2 separate regions of the Homo sapiens genome follow, and region 1 is linked to region 2. The links are chromatin loops, found by intact Hi-C in ENCODE. Cell type or tissue: ascending aorta. All regions are shown on one strand. Each heading gives the region's core, and the rest is flanking DNA. Links, peaks and the distances in the headings are about the cores only.

Region 1 (6,666 bases), core at 917-5,916, 48 kb before region 2:
GCTTTTGATATCACAGCCTCATAGGTGGAAGGAACCCATCTCTAGATAAGACTTTGGACTTTGGGACTTTTGAGTTAAGGTGAGGACAAGTTAAGACTCTGGGGGACTATTGCAAAGGCACGATTGTATTTTGAAATGTGAGAAGGACATGAAATTGGGAGGGCCAAGGGTGGAATGATATGGTTTGGATGTATGTCCCCTCAAAATCTCTTATTGAAATGTGATTCCCAATGTTGAAGGTGGGTCCTAGTGGGAGGTGATTGGATCATGGGGGCAGATCCCTCATGAACAATGTATTAGTCCATTTTCATGCTGCTGATAAAGGCATACATAAGACTGGGCAATTTACAATAGAAAGAGGTTTAATGAACTTACAGTTCCACATGCTGGAGAGGCCTCACAATCTTGGTGGAAAGCAAGGAGGAGCAAGTCACATTTTACATGGATGGCAGTAGGCAAAGAGAGAGAGCTTGTGCAGTGGTACTCCTCTTTTTAAAACCATCAGATCTTGTGAGATTTATTCACTATCATGAGAACAGCATGGGAAAGACCTGCCCCCATGATTCAGTTACCTCCCAGCAGGTCTTTCCCACAACATGTGGGAATTCAAGATGAGATTTGGGTGGGGACACAGCCAAACCATATCAAATGGCTTAGCACCATCCATTTGGTGATGAGTGAGTTCTCACTGAGTTCACATAATATCTGGTTGTTTAAGTCTGAAACCTCTTCCTTCTCTTTCTTGCCCCTGCTCTCACCATGTGATATGCCTGCTCCTGCTTCACCTTCTGCCATGATTGTAAGCTTCCTGAGGCCTGAACTAGAAGCTGACCAGATGTTGGTGCCATGCTTATATAGCCTGCAAAACCATGAACCAATTAAACCCCTTTTCTTTATAAATTACCCAGTCTCAGGTATTCCTTTATAGTAATGCAGAAATGGCCTAACACATTGTCCCCTCCATGGCCATGTGGTTTACCTCTTTACCTGATAGATAAGACCTTTTTCTGACCATCCTTTTCAAAATAACAACCCCCCAACCTCACTCCCCTGCATTTCTGTCCTTTTCCCTTCTTCTTCCTTTATAGTACATATATATATTCTTGCTTGGTTGTTTGTCCTCTCCCTTTAGCATATAAGCTCTGTGAGGGCAGGATATTTCTTTGTTTTTTTTCACTCTTGAATCCTATGCCTAGAAAGGGCTATGACACATAATGGATGCTGAATAATATTTGTTGAATGAATAAATTATCTAAGAATGCCAGGCTAGTTTTATATTACAAATATTTTGCTCCATTAAAAGGTCATGTGTTGAGTTGCAATAGGCAGCAGAAAATATCAGCCAACTCATTTCATGATTTTATTAATATTCCTTGGAGACAGGATGCTTGCACTTTTCAAAATGTCACTCTGGTCAGCAACTGAGCCCTATGCTGCTATTCTGTTGTAAGGTATATAATGGGACTGTCATGCATTCCAGAAATGGAGATAAGATCATGTTTTTCCCAGCCCTCTGCTTTAAGCTGGAAGGAAAGGATCAAGTGGGAATATGGTATTACTTTAAAGGGCTTTTTCAATCTAACAGTCTTTGATCCCATCTGTGGGTTGAATAAGCAACATACCATTTCATTCATCCCTCTCAGCTCTGAGGTCCCTCTCTTCTAATTCTTCCTCTCCCTAGTCACTTCCTGTCACAGCAATGGTTTCAAAATTAAACTCCAATTCTAAAACAAATGAAGCAAAGGCAGGAAGGGGGAAATGAATCACAAGCATATGGGAACAGTTTTGTTTGAAAGCATGATCAGCATTCTTTGCAAACAAGCTGTGGCCATATGTGGCAGGGTGGGTATAGAAGGAGTTTTTAAAATATGAGTGATAAACTGTGATAAATCAGAAAACAGTTATAAAGAGAAAGCTCACTAATGATTGGTTTGATGGTGAGATAAACTCTCTCTCTAAGGAGACAGGTATTTTTGCATCTTTTTTTTTTTTTTTTAATTAAACGATTCCTAATAGGTAGCCTGAGGTGAAAGAAACATCTTGCCTGAATTAGGCAAAGAATCTGTGGACAATTTGTTGGGACTTGTTTCTTGGCTAAAACCTGGGTCACTTGAATTCAAATGTATCGATATATCAAAGAAAGTTAATTGTAGAGTCAGATTTATTGCGTCTGGGTTCTCATGCCTACGGGAAGAGAGGAAGAGATGTAAGAGATGTGTGCGTGTGCGTTTCCTTCATCGATTGATTCATTCAATAAATATTTATTTAGTTCTGAACAAATGTCAGGTACAATGTCAAACTCTGAGTGTTAAATGGTGAGCAAAACTCAGGGGTTTAGGTGGTAAGCAAAATTGTGATGGTTGCTGCCTTCATGGAGCACAAACAAATGAAAAATAGCAACTGTGGTTTCTGCGACCAAAGAGAGCAGTAGGTGATTCTGTGAGAGACTGTGATGGGACATGGGACACCTGACCTAGTCTGGGGAGTCAATAAAGGCTTCCCTAAGGCAATGCTTGACCTGCAGGTGGGAGATGAGTCATTTAAATGGTAGGAGGGGGTGCATAGTTGGTGTTCAGGGCAGATGGGCTATTTGTGCAGTGACCCAGGGGCTGGTGGGCTTGCAGGTTCAGGAACTGAAAGAAGGGCAATGGAGGGCAATGCATCTGGAGTACAGAGCATGAAGGCTGGTGTCAAGAGATGGGAAAGAATAGAAAGAGCTGTGTTTTATTCACGAGGAGAAACCCTCAGAAAGTGGGACAGGGCACCTGATCAAGAGCATGCTTTCTCCTATACCCTCTCCATTCTGAGTCACGGAGAACATGCTGTAAGGAGGCAGAAGTGATAAAAACTGGTGACATTAAATCAGTCTTTCATCTGGCGAATGTGAAGAGTGCCTAATATGTAGGAGGCATTGTTCTAGGTCCTAGGATGTAAGAGATGAACCAGAAATGTCCTGATTTCTCCTCATAAGTCTAACAGTCTAAGTAGGATGTGACAATTCATAATCATAGTCATATGAATAAACAGTGCATTGCAAATGACACAGTGCTACAAAAGAACAGTGTAGGATGCTCTGAGATCCTAACAGGGGTCCTAACTTTGCGTGTGTTTGGCAGGAGGCTCAAGGATGGTTCCCACTGAAGACTAGGTTGACTAAGAGTTATTGGTATAATTATTAGAAAGTTACTGGGAACTTCAATTATCCCTCCTATTTCTACTCCCAATCTTTATTTCATTAGGTGACCTTGACCTTCATGCTTCCTCCCTCTTATTAAATAAAAACTATGCGAGGCCATTGTTTTGGACTAAACTCCTGCACTGGGTTCCAACAGACCAGACTAAAAATCAAGATGGAATCACCCATGCTCACCAAACCCACCCTGAGTTGTTGTTATCTGGCCTTCCAAGAAATCAGAAGAGAGAGATAGCCCAATTTCCCAAAGAGACGAGTTTCAATCTTCAATCAGCATGAAAATGATATTCCCTCTGTTTTAATCCTTACAACAGACTGACCCGAAGTAACCTGCTGTTAACCCCTCAGATTGTTCTGTCTCCCTATCCCTGCCTTGCAAGGAAATTAACTTTGAAATGGCCAATTCATTTTCGTTCTTTGTTTTTCCTTTCTTCATCCCCTTTTATGTATATAAAGCCAACCTCCCCTGTTCAGTTCACTGGAACACTTATTTTATTTTATGGAATGAAGTGTTGCCCTGTTCTAGAATCACAATAAAGCCAATTGAGATATTTAAGCTAAATTTGTTGTAATTGTGTTTTTTGACACTCTGTATGTAAACGGCAGCAATTGAATAGCAAGGTGACAGTGTTTCTGGTAGAGATGAAAAAACCTACATACTCTGAGAGTCATGTTTGTGAGCTGGATGTGGTGGTAAATGAAATAATAAATTATCAGATCATTGGGGAGCTCTGATTTTGTTCTGTTTATACTATATATTAATCTACCAGGAGGGCAGCAATATTGATATTTCTAAACTAACACCTTTTTTCTTACTAAACCAATTACTTCCAACATGTTAACAGTTCATCACCTCAAACTAGTCTATTTTCCAATCAGTTGAAGACAGAAAATCCATAAGCAGTTTATCAGTGTGTGATGCTGTTTACATTTCAGTGCAGCCATCAATGTGGTTTTTCATCATTCTTGGTACACCCAGCCCAATCTCTTCACAAATTAATGTATTTATCTAAAAACAAGCAGCAACTTGTGCTTATATATGTAGCCTAGAAGCCAGCCAGAGCTGACATCCAAGGAACTTTGGGTGTGGTTGGTTGTTCCCAAAGATAAAGGCCAATATCAGGAATTGTTCTGAATTGACATAGTCCTTTACCAAAAGCACACAAACTCTATGCCTACAGTGAAACTGTAAGTGATAACCCAAAATGACTACTGTAATGTGGATTTTAATTCCATCGTGTCCACTTAATAGTGTATATCTTGGACAAGTTTCTTAAGTTCTCTAAGTTTTCCCACCTCCTCTCCGCTGCTTTTTGTTTAGTAAAGTTGTAATAATTATATCTACTCTGCCCTTCTCATTTAGTTGTTCAAATTAAATGAGAAAATACTTGTGAATATACTTTGTCAACTCTAGATCAATATTTATGTGTAGGATACCGTCATTGCCATACAGGGTAGAATGGCATCATTGACCCCAATTCTTTGCTCCTTCCTGTAACTATATGCCCTTTGCCATGTGACTTTGCAAGTCCTCCTCTGAAGAGGCAGGATGTATTTCCCTGCTTCTTGACTTGAGTTTGGTTATGTTACTTGCTTCAGCCAATAGAATGTGGCAAAAGTGACAGTGCACACAGCTCTGAGCCTAGCCTCAGTCTTATGAAGACCAGTATGTTTCTGCTTGCTCTTCTACGCTCTGCCAATTACCATGAGAACATGTCCAGGCCAGATCTCTGTTCCCAGGAAGAGGAAAGGCATGTGGAGCAGAATGACTTCAGCCTAGATGCCCTAGCTTAGCCCCACCTAGACCAGCAGCCTCCCAGCTGGCCTGTATATATGTATGTGGCTGAGTCCAGCCAAGATCAGCAGAGGGCCCAGTTGAACCATGTGAAGTAAATAAATGTGAATTGTTGTATGGCACTGAGGTTTTGTTGTTGTTGGTTACATAGCACTATTGTAGTAATAGTTAATCAAATCATCCATCCAAACCTCCACCCATCCAGCCAATCAAACATCCATTGGTCCACTAAGCCCATGGTGTTTTCCAGGGACAAAAAGAAGAGATTTCAGTTTTGAATTGACTTTTCCTTCTCTCTTTTTGCTCCTGTATGCTCTTCCCTGCTTGCCCCAATTTTTTAAAATAAATTGTTCAAGAGTTGCAAATAGGGAATATTCTGTATAGCACTTCAAGTTATCCGAATAAAAAGCACAAGAGAAAACTAACAAATTTTTTAAATGTTTACTTCTGATATGTAGATGAGGAGTCTGTTAGGATTCCATGCTTTCTTTTTTATAGTCCAATTTATAGATGGGACTTGTCTATAAGTGAATGCAAAAGACAGAAACAAATTAAGGGCCTTAATGTCACCGAGTTTTGAAAGTCTTTTGGGGCAGTTCTAAGCTAATAATTCAACATAATACACATATTGAATATACACCACATGTAAGGCATAGTATAAGGTCCTGAGGAAACAGAAATAAATGAGGCTCTCAAAGATGTAGTAAGGGAAATGAAATGCAAACTACTCATCATGTTGCTTCTCATCAATTCTGTAACATTTTTTGCACTTTTTTACATTTTAAATTCAAGATGATATGCTGTAGTTTAGTTGGTAGTTAGTGTTTCCTCTTTCTTTGTTGTATATAAAATAACGATACAGATTATAATTGATAGTATCTTAAAGCCAACAAAACAGGAAAGCAGATTGCTATGAGAACAGCATATATACCATAATATAGGATCAAAAAGCAAGGAGAGATGACTTCTTCTTGATAATATAGGGGAAGACTTCATGGAGGAAGAATTTATTTGAGATGCCAAAAAACGTAAAGAATTTTAATTTAAAAATTGAAGCTAGAATAAAGACCACAGTAGGTCAATTGGTTCCTAAACTTTCTATCACCAAGGGACAATTTTTAAATTACCTATTCCCTCCTCCACCCCATGTTGTTGTTTAAAAGATTTGTCATTATAAGTAAATTTGCATTTATCAAGAGGTACTTCACTTTTCAATTTGATAGAAAAACCCATGCATTACTGTTAATCAGAGTTTCTAATCAGATGAGATAATCAGTATTTCACAGTGAGTTAGCATTTTTGGCCAAAAGTCAAGAAACTTCATATTTTAGTTAGTCTATGAGATTATTATTCTAGGTGACTGTTTAATTCCTATTAGGATTTTTGAAATATTGACAATAATTAATTCTAGATGGGAACCACCATACTACATGAGAAGTGCATCGTAAGAAAATATGTAGACAGGGGACCTACAAGTTGTGATTATGAATACACTTACCCAGCGCTTTCAGCAAATGAGGAAAAATGAGAGAGATGGTAGGAAAGTATGAGGGCCAGCTCATAGAGGGTCTTGAATGTCACACTTAAGAATTTAGACTTTCACCGTAACCATGACTGTAGAATTCATTACTGAATACAGAACTAATAGTATGAATTTGGTAAGCAGGAGAGGAGAAGG
Region 2 (6,666 bases), core at 559-5,558:
TATTTAAGAGACAGCCTCAGGTAGTGGAAAGCCCAGTTTTGCTGCTGAGAATGTGTGGTGGTGATGATTCATGGATCCGTGGGTAAAAATGCTGTCTGCTCCCTGTCTCTGGTGAGCTGACTGTAACAAGGCCTCCAGTGAGGCTTGCGGAGACTCGCTTAAGCTCCCCGGAGGAGGTGAGGGAAAATCCCAGAAGATGCAAATTGAGTTCTCTTACAGTGAAAGGACATAGCCCCTGGTGATAAGCAGCCCACACTCTGGTTTTAATAAGCTTGAGGTTTGGTACTTCTTAGTAATGAGCAGAATTTAAAGGAAATGAAACCAACTCAGAAGTTTTAGCTCATTTGTTGTATAGCAGAAAGCACCAATTAGTGATTGGAATAGCGGTAGGTAATGTCTTGCAACGAAGTGACAAGGTAGAAAAAGGATTTGGGATTTCTCCAGCCTACTTTATGGCTGATAGAATTTTGGTCTCTCTCTCACAAAATAATGTGTAGGCCCTTATCTAATTAGGAAACAAGGTGATTGGCTGTCTAAGGCAATGTCATGCCTGAGTAGCATTGGTAAGATCCTCCTTAGTCCAGGAACTGTAGCATGTTTAAGGCCATTGTAATGTTAGCATCAACAACCCTGGAAGGGTTTTTTTTTTTTTAATTCACCCCAAGAGAATGTTTTCAGTGGAACTCAGCGACATCCTGAAGTTGAAATAAATGTCCATGTGTCTCCAAGCAAATGCCCCATGTCTCTTACATTTAACCATACAGAAGAAACAGTAAGCAGCATGAATCCTTTCATTTTCCTGGGTAATAGGTAAGTGGCAAAAAGAATTGGCTTTTGACATTGAAGGAGGCCCTAAAACTCTGACCTACTGAATGTGTTGCTGACAGCAGTGTAACTACATTGGGGTAGTGCCGGAGATGGGGCCAATCACCATGGAAAACCCTGAACCAACTAGCTGGGCATGGTGGTGAGCTCCTGTAATCCCAGCTACTCTGGAGGCTGAGGCAGGAGAATCGCTTGAACCCGGGAGGTGGAGGCTTCAGTAAGCCAAGATCGCGCCACTGCACTCTAGCCTGGGAGACAGAGCTAGACTCTGTTTCCAAAAAAGGAAATGCAGAATGCGTCACCACAGTCCTCCCTAACAATTCCAGCCCTGGATCCAGAAAATTTTTATTCTTACAACTAGACAGCTCTGGTCCACTGCTGCTGTTATGAGAACCATTAGGGGACAAAAAGAAATAAGCGTTTGAGGTTTTAGGGACTGTAAGCAATTAGAGGAATGAAAAGCAGGAAGAGTTTCCAACAGTTGAAACCCTGAAGCATTCCAGGGTTTTCTCTCCAGGAACCTCAAGGGCCACATGAAGGAACACTGGACTTTCTGTAGGATCACTGCTCCTTTGGCATCCACGGAGTCACAGTGAAGGACATTCCCAACAATGTTTTGGGTGGCTGATGGGAAGACAGTGGTCATGGAACCAAAGGATTTGGAAAAACTTACAAACGAAGACACAAACTGGAAACGTAATCCTTGAGTTCTTAAAGGCTTTCTCAGACATGACCTTGATTTGTACTTTTTTGCCTCTGAAATGGGAGTATAATTCTGCTCTTTCAAAGGTACCATAAGGGCTGATGAATTAAACAACATAAATTATTTTTGCAAATATAAAACTCTAATACAAATAAAGAAATCATAGTACATATAGACCCTTCATAGCCTATAAAAAGAATTAATGTGGATGCAGAAAGCTATTCTATTTAAATGGTTAAAAAATGAGTAGCAGTTCCTTTCTGTTTGGATTTTAATTGAAGCCTAGGGATTTATGTGAGGAAACACCTGACTGAGCATGGACAAGGACAATTATTTGGAGAGAAAAATATGGTTTTGAAATTCACACCCAGTGCCAGGGCTCTGAAGGTGCATGCCAGGTTTCAGGGAACATTGTCTGGTCTCAGGGGAGTACACATGCAGAAATTTACTTTGCTTCTAATTTATATAGTATGAGACAAAACTAAAACATGGGTGACCGTTTCCCTGAGATCTCAGGAATGTTATAAGGGATGTTGTTAATAGAAGGAAACAAATGGAAAAAATTCCTCTGCTCCCATTTAAAAATGTCACCACACTGAAGAGGAAACCCGTAATAGTGCTTATCTCTCAATACAGTTTTGCATCTGAGCTTGGCCAAAGATGTCTCCACGTTTCTCCCTGTTTTGCTTAAGCATCCCAATTCCAATGCCTAATAAACCGATAGCATCCTAGTATTGTTAGACACACCCAGAGTGAAACCTAATAACTGAAAGCCCATATCAAATCAGAGAGCTGCCCTCACGGGTGAGAGAGACAGGGAGAAGGACAGGCTTTGGGGCTGCCCAGGGATGAGCTAGGAGAGCCGAGGTCAGACTCCCGTCATGATTTGGCTCAAGGGTTTTGCATTCCAGTTTCAATTCAGGTTCCAGCACGTATAGTGACTCATAAACAGGGCACAAACGAGCATGGATGTTGTGATTAACCAAGAAAAAGGAATGGAACAAAGCAGACAGCAAAGTGGGTGGGAAACGTTCCCGGGGTTGCTGCGGAGTCAGAAGCAGGGAGTGACTGCAGGTCAGACTGCATCAGGCTGGGGACGTGTATTTCCGAAGGGGAATGGTGAGGGGGACAGAGGTGGTCGGGAGATGCCAGAACACATCCGTCTCATCTTGATGGCAATCTCACTGCAGTATTTTGGTCAAAAGGAGGGAAAAACACAGACTGGATGAGCTGGGTGAGCACAGAGAGAAGTGGGCACCCTGGCTGTGTCCCAGAATTTCCATACGGGGGAACCATGGGCCAGATGAGCAGTGGGACCACCACCGCTCATGAGGGACAACAAGCAGCCCTGGGCAGTATTGGGCCTATTCAGGCACGGGGGGAGTGAGGGTAGGGCAGGGAATGGGGATCTGCCACTTGCCTTTAATGAGTGGTCTTAGAAGTCCCAACTTTAGGGCTAATTTTTAGAATCAAGATGTAACTTATATACAGTCAAGCTTGAGGAATGTTTGCATATGCATATACCCATGTAAACAACTATATCTATTACCCCAGACTCCTTCATCCCCCTTCCCAATCAAGACCATCATTCAGAGGCAACCACTTCCTGATTTCTATCATCACAGATTCATTTTACCTGTCCTTAGGCTTCATCTCCATGGAATCGTAACAATGTATACTCATTGTGTCTGCCCTTTTCACTCAACAAGATTTATTGGAGATGTGCCCTTGTTTTTGGATGCATCGGTGGGTAGCAATGTGAAGGGCACACTTTTTCCTTCCTTGGGTGCTACTTTCTCTTTCACTGAGTTTGATGTTAAGTGTTAAGAAGCTAGATGTCATACTATGTAAATTCTAAACCAAAAGAGAAGTCCCACATAAAAAATATCTGACAGCATGCTACCAGGGACATCACAATCCCGTGTCCTGCTGTAGCAACTCAGCAGACATGTTTTTGTTGCGTGGTTTTTACTGTGTGTGCTTCTCTGCCTTCCACTGCGGGGTAAACCCTTCCCCCAGGCTTGTGAAGGTGGCCTTTTGTTTTCAAAGAGCCACAGAACTGCTACTGGCTAAATCACAGGGTGTTTAAGGCTGTGATTGAAATTTAGGAGCCAGCACTCAATGTCACCTTTGATGATCTAAAATTGCACACAAGGTAAACCGGATCTCCCCATAATAGATGGCACACAGAAGCTCATTTTTAGATTGTGTTCTCACAGGGTCTTGCTGCAGTTGACTGATGTTATTAAACTTTAAGGACCCCTCTGGGAAGGAGGTTTGCTCTGAATAGCAGTGTTCTCAGGGAGATTGTGACCTGGTGACCTCACCCAATTGAATCTCTTTCATTTTATAGAAAATCTGAAGCTCCTCATTATGAAGCTGACCAAGAATAGCAGTGCAGCTTTTTCCTTTTCTGCTTTAGCACATTCCAGGGGATCAGAGGCTGAGCTTCCTGAATATAACCGGGACATGAGCTTATGGAAATGGAATGAGACCAAGGATGTACAGAGTGAAATTCACACATGCTGCACAATGAGCAATGCCGCGTCCCTAACTAAGCAAGTGGCACCAAGGGTCCCTTTACCTTTGGTAACTGTAACAGAAACAGATCTCCTTTTTATAGTTCTGTCTCTGCAGAACAGCAGCCCTGAAAAGCTAATTGGTCCTCAGCCATGGTGACAGTGTCTATGCGCTCCCTTGACAGTGAACACTCAGGCCTGTGGCTTTGAAGCCCCTGGGGAGGGAGAAAGAGGGCAGCCAGGGTGGTCCCTTTTCATGGCAGGAAATTGCCAGATAGGCTTGTGTGAAAAATGTCCCAAAAGAGTGAGTAACCCTCCCCTATGCGAGTGTCTGATTAATACTGAAGGGTGGTGATTTTCTGCACAGAAAGCAACAGACAAAAGCATTTAGAAAGAAGAAATGAAGAAAAGTTAATTTACAAAGACGTGAAGGGAGTCAGATTTCAAAAGGACTGATCCTCCTTAGAAAGAACCAAATACAGGAAGAAAACCATAGCCTTACAAGTTGGTCAAATTTATATTACTTCGTTCTTGGTGGAATACAATAACTTTTTCACACGATCATCATACTCACACGTGTTGGCATTGTGAAAGTCAGGGATAAAGCCATTTTTTGTTTGTTTGTTTGTTTTTGGTTTAGAGAGTCAGGCAGGGTTGTTGGAATTGTTCAAGTTTTTATTATCTGGGGGAACAGACATCAACAGAGCGACCCTATTATTTTTGGTTTATCTCAGAGTGCAAACTCTTTCCCCTTTTTTCCTAACTGTACTATGTCATATTCTTAATCACAGTGAAGCAGAGCAAAGGATCAGTTTTGCCTAGGGAGATCCCTCTTTTGTTCAAGTTCCCCGTCCCTAAGGTGCAGTTTGGTCACATAAGATGCCTAGTGATTTTCCGACTCAGTATCATTAATTTGATATTTTGCTTTATTTGATGATTTTTATTTTCATAGGAGCAATGAGTGTTACACATTACACAAGGACCCCCCCTTTTTTTTTAGTTTTAATAAAGCTAGAGCAACATGATATTAACACTTAAAAGTTAGTGCTGGAGGCCTTGTTAAACCCCTAAGGGTATAATTTACCTTTATATTTCAGAAGTATTTTGTTTTCCTTCTCAGTTGGTCCACTGAGATCAGGAACCAAGAACCATCCAATTCACATCTACCAGCCTTTGCCCAGCCTTTGCCCAAAGTGCCTCTAACTTTTAAAAGTATTAGAGTCTCATCTTTCCCTGATATCTTTTTGTTGTCAATATTCCCTGCCTGCCTTTGAGGCAGGGGTCCCATAAGTCACAGAGCAGACTGTAGATCAATTTCATGGGAGGACCTCGAGGGCCTTACTCCCCACATGTGGAGGCATAGTCCCTGGGCTTGTCTTACCTAATTAGATGAGGTTTCTGGCATGATCGTGGTTATAGATTTGATTTATCCAATTATACCCTGGCTGGAAAAGGAACATATTCTTGTTGAACTTATGCAAATAATTTACAGTTACAGAGAGTAGAGGAATTTAGTGAAGGCACTTTGCATAATATTTAATCGTTATTAGTGTTCCATCTCATTATTTTTTATAAAATCATTATTCCTATATTAATTTATAGTCTATGTTATTAAGACTTTTTTTCCCTGAATTCCAAGGGCTCAGTTGGAACAAGATACCATTTAAAGAAGATTTCACACCAATTTGAACAAGCATAATCTGTCAAATTGAGGGTCAGTGCTAGATTAAGAAGAAAAGGGGTTTCTTGCCATGCCCATTTAAAATAGAATCCTGACTGCAATTAAATCACTGCATTTCATTCACCTCGTCCTAGGGAATTCATTTGTATTTTGTTGATCTTAGACTAAACAGTCTGTTTCCATGAAGTCATTTGCTTCGGGAGGGGAAAAGTTCCAGGATCCTGATTCAGTCTCTTGGTACAGTCTTGCAGTCTGGGGTGAAGAAGTTGGCTCACAATGAGAAGCCTGTACCTATGAGTCTATTCCCTGTAGGTTCAACTGTCTGAGGATCTGGTTCAGTCCTTTACTTAGGCTCCTTTGATATTTCTTTCGGCATCAATTTCTGATTTGTTTTTGTATTTCAGTAAGTGGGGGGGAAAAGCAGAAAATACTTCTGAATGATAAGATTCAAAGGCTTTGCTCAATTTATTAAAATAATCCTAATATCAGAATGTAAAGAAAAATTCTCTCTTGAGATGCAATAAGCAATCAATTTGTTAGGAGTTTGCTGATGCTTGTTCTGAGGTTAAGAACACATAAACAGTGAGGACATTGTGAAATCTTCAGGGTCTCTAATTTATCCCTATGTATTCTGATTGTCATCAATTGACAAGAGTGTTTATGTAGAAAACCAAGATATCTCTTTTTGAAATTAATCTATTTATTTGCAGTTACCATGCCAACCTTTGAACATTAACATGTGTTTTTGATACAAAATTTCATAAGTACTGAAATATTTATATTAATTACATTTAACTTATATGTAATTAATACAGAGACGTTTAGCTTCTATTTTTAATTGCCGGTTTTTCATATTGTGGACATAAGAGTGTTGAATATTTTAAAACTAGAGAATGCCAGATTATTTCAATTACCTGTTTTTTTACTCTCCATATTAT

The links. Hi-C counts contacts between places; a loop is a spot of excess contacts. Peaks named below come from ENCODE experiments on the same cell type or tissue, not always from the same donor. Only the 100,000 strongest peaks of a DNase experiment are listed, where the experiment ranks them.
Region 1: a loop joins it to region 2, with 2.6 times the contacts of the local background. A loop is called at or near these places in 7 of 110 quality-filtered maps.

Annotation. Positions count from the first base shown.
Region 1 is chr18:61,994,128-62,000,793 of GRCh38, reverse strand. No RefSeq gene overlaps it. Among named protein-coding and RNA genes, the nearest start is that of RNF152, 100 kb to the right of the region's middle. RefSeq lists an enhancer at 1-69. In ascending aorta, for the core only: no CTCF peak of the experiment used is centred there; no DNase peak of the experiment used is centred there; H3K27ac peaks cover 1,014 bases.
Region 2 is chr18:61,945,927-61,952,592 of GRCh38, reverse strand. No RefSeq gene overlaps it. Among named protein-coding and RNA genes, the nearest start is that of RNF152, 56 kb to the right of the region's middle. In ascending aorta, for the core only: no CTCF peak of the experiment used is centred there; a DNase peak (open chromatin) is centred at 2,502; H3K4me3 peaks cover 1,110 bases; H3K27ac peaks cover 1,709 bases.